Linked DNA regions of Mus musculus: region 2 is linked to region 1. Evidence: chromatin loops called from intact Hi-C (ENCODE). Cell type or tissue: gastrocnemius. All regions are shown on one strand. Each heading gives the region's core, and the rest is flanking DNA. Links, peaks and the distances in the headings are about the cores only. Region 1 holds the start of 9930038B18Rik (a long non-coding RNA gene). Region 2 overlaps Pum2 (pumilio RNA-binding family member 2).

Region 1 (8,342 bases), core at 300-8,299:
TTCAAATGATATAGAGAGGAGCCTGGGGTAAGGGGTCAGAGGATGACAGTGGTGGTTGTCACTATTTGTCATACAGAGAGACCCCTGTGCTTGGAAACCACCCACAAGACTTGAGCACCTATCGTCAGCTGATACGTTGATCCTGTGAGTTGCTCCCCTAGCTGGGCCCCAACCTAGAAGGACCCTCAACTTAGGGACTCTGCTTTCAGCCTCCATCTCATTCACTCAGGCAGGCCTCTCCCGAGAGTGAAGTAACCGGGTATACAGGATAGTATTGAGAGGTGAGGTGGATGGCCTGGAATTCAGCCAGGCCTGGGGCAGGTGACCAGTATCTCAGAGGCAGAGTTGGAGCTGACCACGTGGATCTCAGCATCTGACCAGATCAGGATGGTGAGAGCAGTACATCACCTGCCTTACAACACCTCTGGACCACAGGGATCAGAAGACTCTAGCAAGTTGGTCTTTGAGCATCATCAGGATCAGGGAATCAACCTCCTTTCCCACTGGGTACCCCTCTACCAGGACAGAAGTCAGGAGTTATGAGACCAAGTGAGTGACAGAAGCCAAATGGGGCAGTGGCAGCGGGGGGGTGGGGGGGGGTGGGGGTGGGTGTGGGTGTGGGTGTGTGGGGGGGGTACAGGAAGGAAGTCATCAGGCCCAGGAGCGTGTGATACTAGGACTTCCAGGAAGAGGTGAAAGAGGATGTGTTGAGATTGGAGAGATGTATGAGGCGGCAGAGCTCTGTGATGGAGAACAGTTACAGTGTCCCCCAAAGAGCTGAGACCTTCCTTCCTTGGAGGATAACCTTTCTCAAACAGAGGGAAAATGAAGACAAAGTATCCAGCAAGCCCTGCGAAGAGCTTTGATGGCAACAGATAGACTCGGTGGCATTCTATAGAAGTCACTCAGGCTGCTTCAGGGGCCAGGAGGGAAAAGAAATGGTCTGGAGACTGCTGTCACCCCTAGGAAGAGACCACCTGGTGTGAGAGCTGAGTCCCCAACTTGGGTTCCCTAGGCAGTCTACGGATCAGCCCTGCTCAGACTACTGGAGGGAAGCAGCAGTTTTTTGACGTGACAGGACTCATGGATAACCCACACCCCCCAAGCCCCAGCAGCTGTGGTTGTCTGCACAAGACCTGCACGAAACAATACCGGTCAGCATTATATGGAGTGGAAGTGGGTCGTGAGCCCCCATGCGTGATGCTAGGGGCTGGAGAGATGGCTCGGCAGTTAAGAGCACTTGTTGCTCTTGCAGAGGACCTAGATTTGGTTCCGTGTTGGTTCACAACCCTCTATAACTTCAGTTTAAGGGGATCAGTGCCCTCTGCTGAACTCCACAAACACCAGGACACACAGGCAAACATTCTCATACATAAAAAAAAAAAGTAAGTGATGCTGTTGACTTGGGCCAAGGTGGAAGAGAACGGAAGTATGGCATGACTGAGACAAAATCTGGGTCCGTCAAGAAGTCAGTGTCTTATCATAAGGACTGTGTCCAGGTCACAGCTGACTGTGGGAAAGGAGGTATCCTCAAGTGACGTTTGCAGATGGCAGGCAATGCCCAGTGCAGTTCACAGGGTCAGGGAGCTAGCACCCAGGCCCTCCCAGAGGTGTTTTGTGTTTGGGGATGGTGGAGGCTGGGTTTACCTCTGGGTACAATCCAGACACGAGCTTCCATGAATTAGCAGAGAAAACTGTTGTTCCAGCTTCTGTTTATGGGTCAAAAAGATCTCAAATTGGCAGCAGAGCTGATGGGCCAGGTGCGTGGAACAGAAGGATGGGCGAGGAAAGTTCTGAAAGGCTGAAAGGTGTTTGACCAGCAAGAGGTGGCTGAGATGCTGCCCACAAACAGTACCCTCTGCCTGTGATGGACATCAAAGGATGGAAAGTTTATGGACATCTCTTTTTTTTTTCTCTCTCTCCTGAACATAGAGTAACCCAGGATCGGGGTATATCTTTTCCATCTTCAGGTTCAGATAGGTTCTTTGGTTGGGGAAAACTTCAAACACCAGGACAGTCACTTAAAAAATATTCTTAAGGCTGTGAAAATGGCCCCACTCATTGGGTTGAGAGCTTGCAAAGCAAGTCAAGGATCCAAGTTCGGGTCTGCAGCTCCCACATAAAAAGCCAGGATGTGGCCACCGGTGCCTGCAATTCCAATGCTTGAACCATAAACTGGAAGGATCTAGGCGGGTTGGGGCAGCTCACCGGCCAGCCAGTCTAGTCAATCAGTATGCTCTAGTTTCCCTCTAAATAATCTTAAACAAAATAAAATACGGAAAGCAATAGAGGATAATAATGGACAGTGGCCTCTGCTGACCTGCACATACTTATGCAGTTGCTTCTGCATCAGTGCACACATGCTCGCTCTCTGTCTCCCTCTCCCTCTCCCTCCCCCTCCCCCTCTCCCTCTCCATCTTCCCCCCTCCCTCTCCCCCTCCCCCTCCCCTCCCCTCTCCCCCTCCCCCCCCCCCTCTCTCTCTCTCTCTCTCTCTCTCTCTCGCTCGCTCGCTCGCTCGCTCGCTCGCTGTTAGACTAGGCTGGCTAAGCAGCAAGCCCCAGGGAAGCCTCCTGACTCTGCCTCATCAGCATTAGGGTTACAAGTAAGCAACCTTTTACATGAGTGCTGGGGATTCGGCTCAGTCAGCTCCTCACACATGCAGGCACTTTACCAACGAAGTTGTCAGCCCCCAGACACTCCCCCATGTGACTACATTCTTAATTAGCAGTTCTCAAAACAGTCCCCCCACCCCCACCCCCGTCCCAGTTTCCCAAGACCATCTCAGGGGATCCCAAGGTCAAAATGTCTCTGTAATAACCTGTAGGCTTTACTTGCCTCCGTCACTCCTGCTGTCAGCACACACAGAGTTTCCCAGAGGCTACGTGACCTAATATGGCAAGGGATTAGAGGCAGAAGCGAACGTGAGAATCAGCTGTCTTCTGTTAATCCAGACAGAGAGAGATTTGCAAACACGTAAAATAATGCTAGCTTTGTGATGAATGTACTTGCTTTAGAAAATTAAGCCTCTCTCTCTCTCTCTCTCTCTCTCTCTCTCTTTCTGTGTGCTGGGGGGGGGTGCTGAAAGCAATCTTGAGAGTTACCCTCAGGAACATTGATCATCTCTCTTGAAACAGAACACAGAGCTCACTGGTTAGGCTAGGCCGGCTGGCCAGGGAGCCCCAGGGAGCCTCCTGTCTCTGTTTTTCCAGCACTGAGATTGCAAGCATGCACTTGACATGTCCAGCATTTTTATGCGGGTTCTGCGGATCAAATTCAGTCTTGAGGCAAATGCTTTACTAACCAAGTCATCCTTACATTCCCCCCCCCCCTTATTTTCATAAAAATGTTTTGCTGCTACAAAATGCTATTTTAAGTATATTAAGTGAATAAGCACTTTTCAAAATCTTTTCCGTGCTAGATCTTAATAAACATGGAGTCAGTCTACAGATAGGCGCCACATGAACACAGTGGGATCTCCAATCATTTATAGGAATGGAACTGTGCAGTACATAGGAAGGAGTGAAGCCTTTATCCTAGCTGAGGTCAGAGGCCCCTGACACTAGTCTTCCTCCTCCCAGGGGCTAACTGAACCCACATGGTTAGAGGCCTCAACGAAGTTCTGACAGGTTTGCCTAATGAAAAATGGGAGAGGAAGTGTGTTTTGAAGCCAATGCAAGTAGACATTCCACCACACTGACACAGGAGGGCGCTCTTACCAACCGGCTGATATCTTGCCGCGCTTGAAACAATGTTGCTGATAGGCATGCTAGCTTTATTTACTACATTAAAAAAGAAAGATGCGTCTCTCTTGTCCACAGCGATGAAATTTCCAATTTTCTATGTCCATCGATTATTAATCAATCCCATGCAAGCCCATGCTCCTAGTCTGAGGCCCTGCATTCCTTAGTCACAACTTAGTGGTACCTTAGGTAATGTCCCTTAGGAAAGGCAAGACATGAAGGCCTTGCCGCTGTGTTTCTGGAGGTGGTTGCTGACCTCGGACCCTGTGGGCTGATGAGCATAGAGGGGTTCTTTTTTGCCTTAGCTGCAGTAGTCTAGTTAACCATTCCAGCTCTGGCACATGGCAAATTGCTCTGTGATATTTGGCAAAACTGTCTAGAAGGTGGCTTTTTATTTCTGTCCCAGCACTAGAGTTCTTTATACCTGTACCATCCATAGAAAATAACCATACCTAGTGTTCAATGAGAGTTAGGGCAGGGGTAGCACCAGGGCAGTGGCTGGGTTGGTGCCTAGCTTCCATCAATGGTCTTTCCCATAACATCACGTCATGTTTTTGGCTCTGGGAGACACATGTTTTTATGTTTTGAAGGGAGTTCTTCATGGTCAGTGAGCTGTTAAGGACTAAGGTGGTCCTAGCATGGCATGGCTATAGTCAGCTATGACACTGGAGTCTGAGGACGGATGGAAGGTTCTTTTCTTTTGGGGGATTAAAGGCTGGGTAAATTACAGGTTTGTAACAGGTGCAGTCTGTTTTATGGCTTACAGTGGTTCTCAAACTTCCCAATGCTGTAGCCCTTAAATGCAGTTCCTCATGTTGGGGTGACATCCAACCATAAAATGATTTTGATATTTCATTACTGTAATTTTCCTACTGTTATGAATTGTACTGTTCCTGAAGGTGGCACAAGTCCTGTGTTCAGGAGCCTCAGATGGCTGTTTCTGTGGCCTTGGTGGCTCCAGCTGGCACTTCAGCAACTGAGGTCCTCTAACCTGGGACTGTCACATGTTCCTATGAGCAGAGGTCCCTTAACTAAACCAAGCAATCCATGCAAGCACACACTACTATATACTTTTACAAGTCATTTTTCTTTTCTTTGATTGATTTTTTTTTCGATAGGTTTTCTCTGTATAGCCCTGACTGTCCTGGTTCTCACTCTGCAGACCAGGCTGGCCTTGAACTCACAGAGCTTTGCCTTCATCTCCCTCCTGAGTACTGGGTGTGTGCCCCCCCACTCCCCCATTACAAGTAATTTTTAATAGTAACAGAGTTTTGGAACACAAGAGTTCTCAGAGCCTTTGAAATGAGGGTCTCTTCTCTCATCTACAAAAGTCAGTTTAATGAACCACATTGATAGTGGAGAGATCACCTGAGCATAGTGGCACATACCTGAAATCCCAATCGGAATGCTAAGGCAGGAGGATCAAGGCCAACTTGGTCTACTTTATAAACCAATGGTAATAGGGAAATTAACCAATACTGTGAGCATGCTACTTAGAGACTCTCATGCAAGCATGTTGGTACTAAAGTACTGATATGGGTGCCTAAAGAAACTCAATCCCCAGGCTGTGACTGCCCCTGTCCGACTTTCTCTTGACCCTCAAGACCAGTCAAGCCCCCTATCACTGCCCCCCATTCATGACTGTGCTGTTTCTTTTTTTAAGATTTATTTATTTTATGTATATGAGTACACTGTAGCTGTACAGATGGTTGTGAGCCACCATGTGGTTGCTGGGATTTGAACTCAGGACCTTTGGAAGAGTAGTCAGTGCTCTTAACTGCTGAGCCATCTCTCCAGCCCAAGTTAGCTATTTCTAAAAAGCCCCTGCCCATTGGCTAGTCCCAGTAGGGTCACCCCCAGTTTCATATCCAGACTCCAGGAACTTTTTAAAAGCTGGTTCTGGGCTCAGATTTCCTGGGAAAGGTGGTGTCCTTATTAGTTTTAAGTCACTTTGACACAAACTAAAATCATCTGAAAATGGGGGAACCTCAACTGAGAAACATCTCCATAAGATCTAGCTGTATGCTAGATTAGTGATTGATAGGGGAGGGCCCAGCCCATTGTAGGTGGTGCCATCGCTGGTGGTCCTGGGTTCTATAAAAAAAAGCAGGCTGAGCAAGCCATGATGAGCAAGCCAGTAAGCAGCACCCCTCTGTGATCTCTTCATCAGTTCCTACCTTCGGGTAGGAGTTTGAATTGCTGTCCTGGCTTCCTTCAATGATAGACTGCAATATGGAATTGTACGCCAGATTAACCCTTTCTTGCCAAGCTACGTTTTGGTCATGGTATTTCATAGTAGCAATAGGAACCTTAAGTAAAGCAAGTAGCGTGATAGTTAATTGAGACATTTCTATGTTTTCTAGTACTCCCCACTAGACAGGTAGCCAGCCTTTAGGTTTGTTCTGCAGAGCAGGAGTGGTTTCTCTAGCACGTGCCCAAGCTCACTGGAGAGAGGGTGCTAACATCTGGTGCCAGTGAGAGGAGCGTAGTGAGATTTTGTTTTCTTTCCTCTGACTAGGAAGGAGAATGCTGGAAGCTTGTCAGCCATAGGCATACTGGTGGGGTCTCAGGGCCACCTGGGACCTCAATCCCAGAGCCAGGCTTGCTAGATGCTCCTGTACAGGGAGTGTCACACAAGAACACAGAGCCACCTGTCCTGAAGGACATGAGCAAAGCCACCTCCACCAGCAGGTATTCAAACAGTAAATGAACGGTGAGGATGGAGACCAGGACTCACTAAAGAGTGGCTTTCCACTTTCCCAATGCCGTGATCCTCCAGTAGAGTTCCTTGTGTTGTGTTTATCCACGACCATAAAATTATTTTTGTTGCTACCTCATAACTGTCATTTTGCTACTGTTATGAATCATTTTATATATATACATATACATATATATATATATATATATATATATATATACATATACATATATATACATATCTGTATTTTCCGATGGTTTTATGTGAGCCCCTGTGAATGGATTGCCTCAAAGGGTCTCGACCCACAGGTTGAGAACCACTGTTCTAGAAGCTTTAAACTTAAGTTGACAGAGGAACAGAGGCTGAGAGTCTGATAAGCGTTGGCATGTAATGGTTCTCAGAACCCACAGCTCCTACAGCCAGGTATGGTGCTGAGCGCATGCGCTGTCCTTCTATCAAGGGAGAGAACAGCCTGTAAAGGGCCAGGGGTCAACCTCAAGGCTCTCCACCCCCTTTTTAAACGCTTGTTCATTTATTTAGAGTGTATTTATTTATTTACTTATTCATGAGCACATGTTTGTGGTCAGAGGCTAGCTGACTGGTGGGAGTTGCTTCTCTCCTTCCACGATATGGGTCTTGGGGAACAAACTGAGGTTGCTAAGCTGGGGGATAACCTCCCAGGACCATCCCCTAGCTCCCTACCTTGACTGTGAGATAGAGGTTCATTTATACTCAACTTACTTTACTGTCTCCTAGTCTTAATGGCCAAACACACTGGTGCCTTTCCCAGTTACTGGAGCCAGGGGCTCCCTTACTGGGCTGCAGCCCGAAGCTGCGAGGGCGTGATGTATCATTTCCAAGAAAAGCTAGGCTTCCTCTGTAGCCCAGAATTGAGAACGGGGTTTCCTTTTCTCTTCCTGAGATCCAGTACATGAGATTTCCCTGGTTCTCAGCAACTAGGACTCCTCCGAACTCTAGATAAACGACATAAACGTCACTCTTCTGAGACGATTTCTTGAGACCCTCCTCTGTCCCACCCATAGACTCGGGGTGGGGGAATCATGGTGGACAAAGACGAAAATATGCTTGAAGGTCCCTTTACAGCCTGCAAGGCCAGCTCCACTAATCCCCTGCAGCTGTCCCTTTGACGGAGCTTGACCTCCCTTTGGCCACGCCTCACCTGAGAATTTCAGCTGCTCCCTTCTCTATCCACACGGGTCCATTTTAGATGATCTTTCCTGTGCGCCGCCCCCCGCCCTCCCCCCCTCCCGTCGTCGTGTCCCCCCCCCCGCCCCCCCCGCCCCCCCCCCCCCGTCATGGCCCTTCACGCACATCCTCTTGCTCCTCCCTTGCCTTAAAGGATATACAACCCCTGGTAGAAAGAGATTGCCACTGGGCTGGGCTGGGGATGTCCGTTAAAGTGTCAAGGGTCTGAAGGGTGTTAAGAGGTAGACAATATGGTCTAAGCTGGGAGCGAGGCAGTAACCTCCCAAGAGGCTATTTTAGGCTCCATTGGTCGCATTAAGCCAACAAGGATGGAAAGGCCAGTTTAACTCGGTATACAGCTCCACCACATCCAAACATCACATACAGGGAAATATCACAGCCTGCATGCTCTCACTTGTACACAGGGCGCAACCTCAAGCTGAACCCTAATACCTAAACACGAGGGAGGGTATGATTTCTGACCCCAGCCACTAAGGCTTCAATTCCCTGTAGGGGAGATCTTTCTTCCTTTCATCTTTTTTCCTTTCTCCCTCCCTCCATCCTTTCCTGCCCTCTTTCCAGAAAGGATACCAGAGAGCCACAGTATAATAAAACCATTGTTCTTGGGGTAAACTGCAGCACATTAAGTATAAAGAACTATGTTCAAATGTATCTGAATGTGTCTCCAGAGTTAATG
Region 2 (8,342 bases), core at 222-8,221, 170 kb before region 1:
CATTATTTCTTTCCCTTTTCAATTTGTCTTGGTTACCTTCCAGAAGACACATTTGCAGCAGTGCATTTTCAGGAATGGTAATTGTCAGTGCCTAAAAATTTCTTCTCTTTTGATAAGAATACTGCAAAGAGCCAGGCTTGTGGCTACCAGCCAGGCTGTAGTGGTGCACGCCTCTAATCCCAGCACTTGAGAGGCAGAGGCAGGGGAGTTTCTGAGTTTGAGGCTAGCCTGCTCTACAGAGTGAGTTCCAGGACAGAGAAACCCTGTCTCAAAAAACAAAACAACAACAACAACAAAAAGAATACTGCAAAGACAGAATTTTCAATAGTTTTTGGCTTTTACCTAATCTGTGTGGGCTTATATTAAGCTCAGAAATCATAGAAGCTTTAAAAGTAACTCTCTTTAAACTCTTTCTTGTTTCTCTGTTGTTTTGAGGACAAAATCCAAACTACTTAGGATGACCAAAAGTTTAATAAAACAGCTGATGTTCTAAATGGGGTTATTCAGTAAAAATTTAAACCTTTATTGTATGGGGTCCCACCCCAGATTCAGAATTACAATGGTTGTGAAGAAATGCTTTACATTTTCGTTTATTATTTCTCACCCTTTTAAATATAGCTGGTGTATTCTCAGCAGGCCTTGCTCCAGCTGCATTTGTGCCAAATCCATATATTATTAGTGCTGCTCCTCCAGGGACTGACCCGTATACTGCAGCAGGATTGGCTGCAGCAGCAACATTAGCAGGTAACTTGTTTATTCTTTGTTGCTTGTTATGAACTTGGTTTTAATCTTGATATAAGGTTTTTTTTGGGGGGAGGGGTAATCTATGAGTAATTTGAAGTTCTTCTGAGAAACTAATATATTTTCCATAATAAACTGAAATTTGAAGAGAGTTCATTTTTCAATTACACTTACAGGGCAGCAACAATAACTCTTGTGTAGTTGGTTTATATTTCTAGTTTGTAGTTTAGAAATCCTACAGTGTGGAACCTACACCTTCATTTTAAATAACTGATCCTAATAATCAAAACAAAGCGACATTATTTTTTCAGAAATAATTTGGAGGTCGATGAAATTCTTGGAGAGAATGTATATCTAAAACATTTCTTAAGTATTACAAGCAAGCTGGGTGCAAACAGTATGGAAGGAATTTTATTGACAGGTGCTCTTCAAGCCAAATGTGTATTAATTGCTTATTTAAGTTAAGGGAAACTTGCGTGCTAGTCAGGTGCAGTCTTACTGACAGACTATTTTGATGGTCTTGTGTAAAGTCATTAGGGGTATTTGATTTAGGTTGAATTGGCTACAGATGCAGAAATAAATTCAGTCCTTAAGCATGGTTTGTATTGCTTGTAGAGGCAAGAATGTGTTACTGTCATTCCTAGGTTCACTTGCATGCCTCTGGTGGCATAACTTTGAAAATGTCACTACTACTTCTGACTTTTAAGAGATAATTGTCACCAGTTAGTATTTATGACTGTTGGATAGTCCATCTCTTTTTGGAGAATGACAGCTTCCAAACGTAAGACATACTTTTAAAGTGAGAGAAGAAAGCTAATTCTTCTTCTTCTTTTTTTTTTTTTTCTGTCTAAACTATTAAACTGAAAGAAACCTGTCAGTAGCTTTTGATGTAGAAGTTGTGCTACATAATTCCATGAGTATGTATAGTTTGCTGGTGCTGTTTAGCTAGATATTAATATGCTGATGTTAGTAGTCGTCTGTTTATGTGTGTGTGTGTTTGTGCATGCTCCTATATATGTGTGTGTATATACATTTATCCACAGGACTGAAAGAAGTATCTTCAAGAGGTTATTTAGTACATACAGTTAGTTAACTTAAGCCTTTTGTTAGCACCGTGACTGTTCAGCAGAAATGCAGTATAAGCCAGAAAATACAGTTTATTAGTTTTTTTAGTTAGCCATAATATAAAGTAATTCAGTAGTATATTTTATTTGACTTGATCCAGTATGTCTAAAGTACTGTAACACCTAATCAATATTTTTAAAATCTATATTTTGCATTGCTCTTCATGCTAAATCTTCAGAATCCTAGTATACTTGTGCAGAACTATTCCGGATTAGGCCTCTTGCTCAGCTTCCACACTAGTTTCTGGCTGTGTTGAATAGACAAAGGCTTTTGGTAGTTTGAGGGTTTTTTTTGTTTTGTTTTGTTTTGTTTTGTTTTTACACACTTTAATTTTCTATTGATTTGTTTGTTTTGCAATTTTTTATGTTCTGACAATCTTTATTATAGGTTGTGTTTAAATCATTATCTTTAGAAATATATTTGCCTTTAAGTTTATAAGTGCTTTTAATTTTAGCAATTTGATATTTATACTGGGCTCTGTTTTTCTCCTAAACTCTGTGACGTTGGGTTTTTAAACAAATTAATTGCCCTAATTTGATTTGACATTTTGTTGTATCTGTCAAAAATCAGGACATTTACTCAACTACTTTTTTGGTGGACTCATTAATCTATATAATCAAATATCTTAAGCAAAATAAAATAGAGCAAAACCAGTTGATTTTATTTCCCCTTAGTTTGCTTTCTTTATCACCCTTTTTGAATCATCTAATTCTCGACTAGACAACTTGTTCATTCCCCTGACCACTGATGTCTCACATCTGTTTTCATATAACTCAGTTGCATGTAAGGATGTTGATGTGCTGTTTCCAATAGGAAAAATGTCTTTAAAGGCTTAAAGTTCATACACTGTGAGCTGGTTCCCTAGTTTTCTTACAAAGTAATAGTTTAAAAAATTTAACATCAAAAAATTATTCTTACTGAATTAATGAGTTATTTTAAGTGTTACAGTTTTATGGTTTCTAATGTATTACCTTGTTATTTGTGTCTATAGTAGACCCACATGGGCAGTCAATACATGTGAGTGTGTAAGTGTCCTGTCAGTTTATTGGTAGCCTTGTGTTTTACTTGAATCTATTCAGTAAGGCCACTGCTGTCATGAGCACTCTTGTTCTGTCTTTGATAGCAGCAGTAAGCTGGGTATTGTAATGGTGCAAGTAATTGGGAATCTGCAGCAAGACATTATGAGTTTGAGACTAGTTGTTTACAAACTGAGACGATGTCTCAAATTTAACAAAAACAAACCCATACCTGACATGTCTTAAAAGAATTAGAAAAAGTGTGGTGTAATAGCAAGTGTGAGGAGAAACATTATAATAGATATGCTCAGCTCTAAGCCTTAGATTTGTCTCCTTTTATAGTTTAATGGTAACTGATCTTGTATATAAAATTTAGTGACTTTTTTTCTTTTGATGGGCCATATGGGGTTTAGGTCCAGCAGTGGTTCCACCTCAGTATTACGGTGTTCCATGGGGAGTGTATCCAGCCAATTTATTTCAGCAACAAGCTGCAGCTGCGGCAAGCAACACAGCCAACCAGCAAGCAGCATCACAAGCTCAGCCTGGACAGCAGCAGGTAGGCCTTTCTTTGTGAAATAATAAAGGAGTCTTTATTATTTAATTATATTATACAGTCCATTCCTCAGTACATAGCATGATAGTACTTAATATATAGTTGATATGCAACTACTTACTGACTTTTAATTTTCTGATCAGCATTTAAAGGTTTGGTGTGGTCTGGCAATAGTGGCACACACCTTTATTTAATCCTAGCATTTATCTGTTTGAGGCCAGCCTGTTCTATAGAGCTAATTCCAGACCCGCCAGGGCTACACAAGCAAACCCTGTCTGGGAAAAAACCAAAACCCTAAAACAATGCTTTGGTGTGTCCTGTTTTCATTATTTTACTTTCTTCAAAAGTCAAGTAATTTTAAGGCTTATTTTTTATTTATGTTCTTTTTTTAATCGTATGAGTATTCTGTCTGCATGTACACCTGTATACCATAAGGGGGCATTAGACCCCTTTATAGATGGCTTCAAGCCATCATGTGAGTGCTGGGAATTGAACTCAGGACTTCTGGAAAAGCAGCCAGCGCTCTTAACCGTTGAACTTTCTCACCATCCCCAAAAGCTTATTTTTATCGATCCTTCTTTTTTTTTTTTTAATTGATTCTTAAAAGTTGCTAATACACCTGATGTGGTGTTAAGTGTAATCCCCATCACTATGGGGAAACTGAGGCGAGCCCATCTTGAGTAATTAGGCCTTGTTTCAAGAAACATCAAAATAAACATTCTTGATGTCTATATCAAAGAGCTTGCTCCTTCATTTGTCTACAGATGTCTAAGTAGTTATACAAGTGTGCTGTTAATCACTAAAAGATGAGACATTTTCATTAAAGGGTGCTTTTAATTTCTCAAATAAAATATTAATTAGGTAGAGGTTTTTTCCACAGAGCTTTACTATAAAGCCACTCCCAGTGATCCTCCAGTCTGTGCCTTCAGAGACAATTTTTGAAAGGGCCTGAATTAAAATTATCTTGATAAATGTAAACACAATGTTGCTAAGTGAGAATTCTGGCTGCTGTGTTCATGGTATTTCTATAAAGCAAATTAAATACCTTGTTGCTTGCTTGTTAGGTAGTTTTTGTTAGGAATTTTCTATAATACTTTTGTTTTTATAAATGTATTATATGTAAGTACACTGTAGCTGTCTTCAGACACTCCAGAAGAGAATATCAGACCTCATTACGGATGGTTGTGAGCCACCATGTGGTTGCTGGGATTTGAACTCAGGACCTTTGGAAGAGCAGTTGGTGCTCTTTACCACTGAGCCAGCTCACCAGCCCCTCTATAATACTTTTAATGCCATATTGATGTTCTGTGGAAGGTATTGTTTAGCTCAGCCTTTGTATATCATATCATAACATCATTTAATAATTTATTTAACCCGTATCTTTTATCTTTTGTGTGTGCCCTACCAGGAAAGAGTTTGCTCTACCAGGAATTGCTTGAATACTTGTAAAATGTATTATTAATTTCATCATTTTTGTTTTTGTTTTGTTTTGTTTTTGTTTTTTGTTTTTTTGGAGTCAGGGTTTCTCTGTGTAGCCCTGGCTGTCCTGGAACTCACTTTGTAGACCAGGCTGGCCTCAAACTCAGAAATCCGCCTGCCTCTGCCTCCCAAGTGCTGGGATTAAAGGCGTGCACCGCCGCCGCCACCACCACCACGCCCTGCGCTTGTGTTTTATTATTTTAAGAGCTTTCTACCTTACTTTGAAGTTTGTTATTTTTCACACATAAGTTTTATGTTTTAACAAGTTCTAAAGCTAAATTTTCCTTGAGTTCCAAAATTTTTTTGTGTGTTTTGGTTTTTGGTGAGTTTTTTGTTTGTTGGTTTGGTTTTTGGCTTCACATCACAGTCTCATAAAGGTGAATTCCCTTAAACGTCTCATGTTTCAGTGTTCAGCCTTAGAAAATAATTTAAATAAATTTTAATAAATAACATTTTTAAATTAAGTAATTTAGCTCTTTAGCCATTTCACCTTTAGTTGGATCTTTTAAAAGGAGAGTATAAATATTAGAAATAAGTTACTCAAAGAGCTACACTCTCAGTGTTACTTTATAGAGTATTGTAGTTGTCAAGAACCAGGAGTGTTGTTTCTTTGTTTTTATGGTGGAAATTATTTATAACTTTTCATGTTAAATTTATATTTTACTTTCCAAAAAATATCCAAATTCTACTGTGATATGTATATAGTTGTCTAAGATGAATTTGTTGCTATATTCCTTTTAACTGAGTTATTTGTCCTTTCTAGGTTCTTCGTCCTGGAGCAGGTCAGCGTCCTATTACTCCAAGTCAGGGCCAACAAGGGCAGCAAGCAGAGTCACTTGCAGCAGCTGCAAACCCAACTTTGGCTTTTGGTCAGAGTCTTGCTGCAGGCATGCCAGGTATATAAGTAGTTTGATATAACTGTAGTTGGGGGTGGGGTGGGGGGTGATTTTGAGGGTGGGAAGGGGAAGCTCAAGAGATTTAAAATGTTAGGTGAAGAGTGACCAACTCAGAATCTTTGAAGCTTTGACTATTTATTAATATATTATTGCAAACTCAGAATCCATCTGGGTAGTGATGGTCCATGTCTTTGATCCCAGCACTTGGGGCGTGAAGGTGGTGAATTTCAGGCCAGCCTGGTCTTACGGGAGTTTAGGACAGTTGGGGCTATGCAAAGAAACCCTGTCTTAAACACAAACCCCTCAGATCCAGATACTAATCTTTGAAATCAATTTTTTTTTTTTTTTGAGAAGTCCAGTTTTGGGAATGACAATATAGCAAAATTCTTAACACAGTTATCAAGGGTTTTTGTTGTTGGTTTTGTTTGTTTGTTTGTTTTTTTTAAACTGTTCCTGGTGTGAACCACAGCATCTTTCCACTTCAATTATTATAGTAAGACAACCTCTCACATTTTAAGATGACATTCTCCCAGCTGATTCTAGATTGTCAAGTTGATAACTAAAATTTATCATCACACACAGTTACCTAATGTCAGGGAAATTTACATATCACAAAAAGCCAGGAGAAGTTGGAAAGATGGGTCAGTGAGTAAGAGAGCAGATTGCTCCTATGGAGTGTTCCCAGTTTGACTCCCAGCACCCATACATACCTCACTATTATGTCATTTTAGTTCTAGGACATCCAACTCCCTTTCCTGCCATTATTAGTACCATGGTGGCAGACATGTGTGTGGCATATAGACTTATATGCAAGCCAAACATCTATACATGTTTTTAGAAAGAAAAGAACCTATAGAATTTCATGTTAATAAATTGGGAAATACGGGCATAGTAAATTTTGTATTTTTATTTTTATCTCTGCTTCATTGTAAACACTACGCCTTTTACAAAAATTTGCATCAGAAAATAGCAATACTTAGTCCCCCCTTTACTTACCCTCATAGCTACATCGATCCTCAACAGATACTTTAAGAATCCAATCTCTCTTTTGTTACTATCATTTGGCCTATCCAGCCTTACATATTAGCCTGGATTAGTTTTGCCTTGTCTTCTTTGATGTCTGGTTCTTTTGTTCTGCAAACGTAGAATCTTTCAACATTAATATACATTTTTGCATTAACATGTATGGAATGTGCAGTGTGTACAATTCAACTAAAGATTATTCTTTGTGTTCAGATTAGGGAAAAGGCATCAAATTTTATAAGTCTGTTTGTACTATATATCCAATTTATAATATAAATTTTTACCCTTGCCATACAGAGGATGGCATGATAAATCTTGAGAACTCTGTAACCAACAAGATTTACAGGCTGGGCATAGCTGTAGTCCTGGCTTGAGATATCCAAATTTTAGCCAGTTTCAAACCTGTTCCCACATAAAGGGATCAGTGTATATACTTTATCTGTTTTATTTTTCTTCTTGGTTTCTTCCTTTGTTTCTGTTGCCAAGATCTTCAGTATGTCTGCTCTGGTTAAATCTAATTTTCACTACTTTTGATGGAATCCACAGCTTTTTTTTTCCCTATTGAAACAGGCAAAACCTCTTCCTCAATGCAACACATTCCTTTCTTTTCATTCTGAGGTTTTCACATACATAGGCTGATCTAACAGTTCTTTCAGTGTATTTCAGCAGCTATGTTATGTCTTAATTGATCTTTAAAAAATAAAGTGGATAAAGTATTTAATCTATCTCTGAGAGATCCCATATCCCCTTTCTGTCCTGTATTTCCTTTAAAGCATAGTTAGATCTTTTTACAGTTGTTTAACCTGTACATTTGTAAGGTATATTTGTAAGATGTATATGTTTTACCCTATAATATTTTAAAAAACTGTTCTATTTTATTGGATACATATGTCAAAGCATCATCAGCTTCAGTCTGTAAAGGTATAGCCACCATCTCTAATAAATGTGCAATCTTAGAATTATTTCTTTTTAAAACTCAAGGCAGAAGCCCCTTGGAATTCTGAATTTGGCATCAACTATATGATGTATTAATACATGTAAATATTTTACATTTTCAAATTCTACAAAATGAAACAAAGTATTGTATGACATTGTTCTAAGGTGACTTCATTAAACAGAATCTGTATTTTTAACTCAGTATATTTTCCTCAAGCCTTTGTGGATTTTTCTCATCTGGAACTCCCCTTATGCTGTTGTTGTAGACAACATAAGAATGCACTGAGGATTCCTGATTCTGATCTAAAGAATCCTTTAATCTCATTATCCATTCCTTAGTCCTTTCCCTTTCTAAGTCTGCTTTATTCTGATATCTTTTTAAAGGGACATCTAAAATTGTTGTTGTTTCTGAAAAAATAATTATTTGTACATTGATATGTGAAACAAAGTCATATGGGACTCAGATGCATTGTGTCATGTTTTTCATTTTTTTTAACACAAAATATTTTTCTTTTTAATCTCTAACTTTCTCCTTAAGGACTTCCCAAATATCTTACCAAGTCTGTTGTTTGT

The links. Peaks named below come from ENCODE experiments on the same cell type or tissue, not always from the same donor. Only the 100,000 strongest peaks of a DNase experiment are listed, where the experiment ranks them.
Region 2: a loop joins it to region 1, with 2.0 times the contacts of the local background. A loop is called at or near these places in 1 of 42 quality-filtered maps.

The regions. Positions count from the first base shown.
Region 1 is chr12:8,885,781-8,894,122 of GRCm38, forward strand. 9930038B18Rik (a long non-coding RNA gene) reads right to left here and starts at 7,665. Exons shown (of 3, transcript XR_105447.5): 1 at 7,620-7,665. The region is part of intron 2 of Gm33483 (a long non-coding RNA gene); the gene reads left to right. In gastrocnemius, for the core only: CTCF peaks have their summits at 3,690 (motif pointing right) and 7,235; a DNase peak (open chromatin) is centred at 3,705; H3K4me3 peaks cover 835 bases; H3K27ac peaks cover 1,329 bases.
Region 2 is chr12:8,718,370-8,726,711 of GRCm38, forward strand. It overlaps Pum2 (pumilio RNA-binding family member 2), which reads left to right. Exons shown (of 21, transcript NM_001160220.1): 8 at 619-744; 9 at 3,296-3,438; 10 at 5,678-5,810. Among named protein-coding and RNA genes, the nearest start is that of Pum2, 48 kb to the left of the region's middle. In gastrocnemius, for the core only: a CTCF peak has its summit at 3,875 (motif pointing right); no DNase peak of the experiment used is centred there.